2 separate regions of the Homo sapiens genome follow, and region 2 is linked to region 1. Evidence: chromatin loops called from intact Hi-C (ENCODE). Cell type or tissue: ascending aorta. All regions are shown on one strand.

Region 1 (2,500 bases):
TAGCTGAGCGTGGTGGCGCATGCCTGTAATCCCAGCTACTAGGGAGACTGAGGCAGGAGAATCGCTTGAACCCGGGAGGCGGAGGTTGCAGTGGGCCGAGACGGCGCCACTGCACTCCACCCTGGACGACAGAAAAAGACTTCATCGCCAAAAGAAATAATAATAAAATAATTAAAATAAAATAAAATTCAACAATTCTTTCCACTTCACTATACTGTAGTTTTTTTTGTATTGAATTCAAACAAAATTAAATTAATATGAATACTTTTAATGAAAAAGCATCTATTTGTGGTCTCATTTTTATAAAATATTTATATCCTTTAACTCTATGTATACATAAAAATATATCTGAGTAGCGTGCATCCCGTGTTAACTAAAGCTATTTCTCAGTAGTGGGATTTTTCTCTTTTTTTTCCACATGTAAACTTTTCTACGTCCTTTGATTTCTTTGAAACAAGCACGGTATCTCTTTAAAAAGACAACAGATTGGTTGTATTATTAACTACTGCTACCAGAAGTGAATGGGCCAAGATGTTAAGAGGAGAGGAAAGGAGAAGAAGGAGGGGAGGGTGTCAGACCGACGGAGTTGGGGGGAGCAGGAGGCGAGAAAGGGGAGAGGAGCGAGAGAGAGAAGAGGGGGGCTCAAATGACGGAGAGAGCGAAAGAGAGGGCAGGAGGCGAGTAGGAGATGAGCCAGAGGAGAGGAGGACACTGCAGACCCGGGGGGAGGGCAAGGGCGCCGACCGCAGGCCGGGGAGGCTGCAGGAGACTGGGGGCCAGGGGAGCGGGGGAGTCGGCAGCGCCGCCTGGGACAGAGCTTGCCGCACGCTGACCTACTTTCTGGGGCCGATGTGTTTGCAGCCAGAGGTACCGCGGAGCCAAGCCCGGAGCCTCGGGGAGCCGCCAGCGAGCGCAGACTGGGAGGGAGCCGGCCGGGCTCCCCGCCACCCCTTCCTCCGCGCGCCAAGACCTGTCAGTTTCACCCAGCCCGGCTTCCCTGGAAAGGCGGGATCCCTCTGCAGATTTCCAGGCTCTTGGAAGAGGACCGGCGCGTCTATTAAACCCGAGTCGCTCCACGGGCTCTCCGCCCAGAGCACAAGCTGCCTTCCCCCGGGAACTGGACCTCGGCAGCGGCCTGCGCAGAGCCGGGCTCCGGGGCCCTGGCCGCTCTCGGGAAGGCCCCGCGGGTTCCCACCAGGCCAGAGGGAGAACCACCAGGAGGCCGCGCGCGCGCACACGCCGGGCGCCCTCCTCGTGCCGAGGTGGAAAGAGCCTGCGACAGGCAGGCCCAGGTTGTCATTTAGGCTCCGCCACTTTCCGCTCGTGTCCTTGGGCAAGTTACTTGACGCTTCCGAGCCCTATTTTTTTTCTCATTTTTAAGATGGAGAAAATGCCATCCACATCTCAGGGTCAAGGTGAGGATTATAAATAAAATAACGTGTGTGAAAGTGCCTGGCATAGCAGCCGGCACGTGGTGTGTGCTCAATAAAAATGTTAGTTCATCCACTCGGGAGGAAGCTGCTTTGCCGGCGCGTCATGACGGATCCAGGAGCCGGCCAACCGTGCTCTATGATCGTGACCGGGCTATGGCCATCGGTGAACGCTGGTCATAAGCGATTTGTGTCATCGTAGTGCCTGACGCCGGGAGACAAGCTTGGGGAAATGCCTTTTTTCTGAAACATTTCCTATGAAATAGTTTGGCCCCACGCCCACTAACTAAAGAATGAGGCTGGCAGGGCGTGGTGGCTCATGCCTGTAGTCCCAACACTTTGGGAGGCCGAGGCGGGCAGATCAGCTGAGGTCGAGAGTTCTAGAACAGCCTGACCAACATGGAGAAACCCCGTCTCTACTAAAAATACAAAATTAGCCGGGCGTGATGGCGCATGCCTGTAATCCCAACTACTTACTCTTGAGGCTGAGGCTGACGCAGGAGAATCGCTTGAACCCGGGAGGCGGAGGTTGCCGTGAACCAAGATTGTGCCATTGCACTCCAGCATGGGCAACAAGAGTGAAACTCCGTCTCAAAAATTAATTAATTAATTTAATAAAAATAAAAAGAAGGACGCTGTGGATTACTGGTGTAAATAAAAGTAATAAACACTTCAAAAGCGATTGCTATGATACAAACAGAGAGTGCCAGAGCTTTAGGTGAAATCACTCATGCAGCCTCTGGGCAGTGCTAGGGGCAGGTGCACTCACCATGCGGACAACTGAGGCTGAAATAAACGGTAAAGTAACAAGTGGATATTTGTCATTTTGGTGTCACTTGACACGTACTTCCTCTTCATAGGGTGAATATATTTATTTCTTCTGGAGAAATTCCTTGTCCCCACTGTGCCATCTTAGGTAGCTGAAAATCAGAGTTTCTTGCTCTCCCTGAGTCAAGAGTGGGCCCATGATCCCACAGGCCAAAGGGACCTTCTCTTCCTCAGGACTTGGAATCTTGAGGGGAACATGCAAGGACAGAATAAAACAATAACAATAATAATAACAATCATGG
Region 2 (2,500 bases), 61 kb after region 1:
AGAGTTATACTTTTAAGATAAATTCCTATAAGTGGGACTGATGGATTAAAAAGCAAATATACGGCAGTTTTGCTACAAGGCAGCAAATTCCTCTCTATAAAGATTATAACAATTTGCAGTCCCATCAGAAATGTATGAGGGTATACAGTGTTGCCAACAGAATGCGCTGTCACACTGTTTAATTTGGCCCCCCTGCAGATAAGTAATGGTATGTTCAGTATATTTAATTTGTATTTCTCTAATTATTGAGGTTGAACATCTTCTCATGTTTAAAGGCCATCTTTTCTTTTTTTTTTAAATTGTCTCTCATGCTTTTGCTCATTTTTCTCTCTGATTTTTGGCCTCTTATTCCCCCTCCTTTTTTTTTTTTTTTTTGTGTAAAGACAGGGTCTCACTTTGTCACACAGGCTGATGTGTTGTACTGCAGCCTCAAACAACTGGGTAAGTGATCCTACTACCTCAACCTTCCAAGTAGCTAGGACTACAGGCATGTGCCATGCCCGGCCACTTTTATTTTTATTTTTTGTAGAGACAGGATCTTGCTATGTTGCCCAAGCTGGTCTGGAACTCCAGGCCTCAAACGATCCTTTATCAATCTTTGATTTTATTGTCTCTGGAATTCAGGGTCCTTACTTAGGCACACTTTCCCCACACCTAGGTTATATAAGAATTTATCCAGGTTTCTTAGTGTTTGTATCGTTTCATTTTTGACATTTAGATGTCTGCCCCATTAGTTGATTCATATGTATGGTATTCTAACTTTTTCCAAACAGCTATGTAATTGTCCCCATGCTATTTACTTAAAAATCTATTTTCCAGACTTCTGCTTCTAGCCATGAAAGAACAAACTGAATATATAAAACAACTATTTTCAGATATTGGGACAACAGACTACAGGACTGTGATAACTGAAAGAAAAAAACAAAACAAAGTGAACCCTACATTCACCTAGCTTTCTACCCACAGACAATTTCCAAACCATGTAGCAGAGAACAGAACTCAAGAGGAGAATGGTAGTTTCACCGAGCAGAGGAGGCAAACGTCAGAGGAATTCGGGCAGGCTGGGGCAGCCGGAATTTGTGAGGTAGAGATAAGCAGCAAAAGAACTCCAGAAATCTACATGGAGCTGCCTTGAGTCACTGACTGAGTATTCACTACACATGTATTGGGTGACTTTCACAATGCCATAGTCACTACGAAGAACAATTACAGCAGCTACAAGCTGAAAAACGCAGAGCTCACACAGGGCTGGGAGTCAATGGAGTCCTTATAAGCCAAAGTAGAGATCTCATTGAATATGCAAGTCAATCAGTAAAGAATCCTAATTTAGTAATTGGGCTAAGCTAACTCTAGAGTAAAGACTATGCCAGCTATGCCCTAAAAATATGTAAAAACACGAACTGCCTGCTGATACAAAAGATAAAATCCAAGTCATCAACAATGTTCAGCCTCAAAAAACAAAAAACCAGTAAACAAGTTTTTTGTAGAAAATGACAAGCTGATTCTAAAATTAATATGGAAATGAAAGTACTTAGAATAGCCAAAACAACTTTGAAAAAAGAACAAAATTGGAGGATTTATACTATATGACTGAGACTTACTACAAGGCAACAGTAATTAAGACAGCATGGTACTGGTGTTAAGAAGAGACATATAAATCAGTGAAACAGACTAGAGAGCCCAGAAATAGACCCACTCACATATGGTAAATTGATTTTTGACAAAGGGACCATGGTAAATCAGCAGGGATAGAACAGTCTCTTCAACATATGGTGTTGAGACAACTGGCTACCCACAGGCAAAGAAAATCAACTTCAACTCACACCTCATACTATACACAAAAATTAACTTGAAATCTCAGATAAGAATACACAAATATCAAAAGAAAAAAATGAAATTAACTTGAAACGAATCATAGACCAATGTAAAGCTAATACGATAGAACTAAAAGAAAATACAGGAGTATCTTTGTGACCACAGAATACACAAAGATCCTTAAGACACAAAAAGCACAAACCATGAAAGAAAAAAAAAAGACTTCATCAAATGTACAAGCTACTCTTTGAAACACATCCTAAAGGAAGTAAAAAAAAAAAAGCCACAGAGAAAATATTCACAATACACTTATCAAAGGATTTGTATCCCAAATGATAAAAAGAATGCTTATAACTCAGTCATAAAACAATCCAATTTTAAAATACAGGCAAAAAATTTTATATGAATGGCCAAAGAAGCACATGAAAAGCATGTCAAAATCATTAGTCATCAGGGAAATACAATTTAAAACCAAAAGGAGATACTACTACATATCCACACAATGGCTGAACTTAAAAAGTTTATAATATTAGGCAGTGGTGATGGACAGTGGTAGGAATGTAGAGTAGTATAAAATGGAAAACAGTTTGGTGGCCTTTTATGAAGGTACATATACACTTAACACATGACCTAGTCATTCCATTCCTAGGTATTTACCCAAGAGAAATAAAATGATGTTTACACA

What was found. Hi-C counts contacts between places; a loop is a spot of excess contacts. Peaks named below come from ENCODE experiments on the same cell type or tissue, not always from the same donor. Only the 100,000 strongest peaks of a DNase experiment are listed, where the experiment ranks them.
Region 2: it touches region 1 in a loop (2.7-fold over the local background); 20 of 110 quality-filtered maps call a loop at or near these places.

What each region holds. Positions count from the first base shown.
Region 1 is chr16:80,931,336-80,933,835 of GRCh38, forward strand. No RefSeq gene overlaps it. Among named protein-coding and RNA genes, the nearest start is that of ARLNC1, 40 kb to the left of the region's middle. In ascending aorta, CTCF peaks have their summits at 805, 1,136 and 1,371; DNase peaks (open chromatin) are centred at 1,027 and 1,636; H3K4me3 peaks cover 1,607 bases; H3K27ac peaks cover 1,715 bases.
Region 2 is chr16:80,992,348-80,994,847 of GRCh38, forward strand. All of the region lies in intron 2 of CMC2 (C-X9-C motif containing 2), which reads right to left. Among named protein-coding and RNA genes, the nearest start is that of CMC2, 13 kb to the right of the region's middle. In ascending aorta, no CTCF peak of the experiment used is centred here; a DNase peak (open chromatin) is centred at 1,084; H3K4me3 peaks cover 844 bases; H3K27ac peaks cover 809 bases.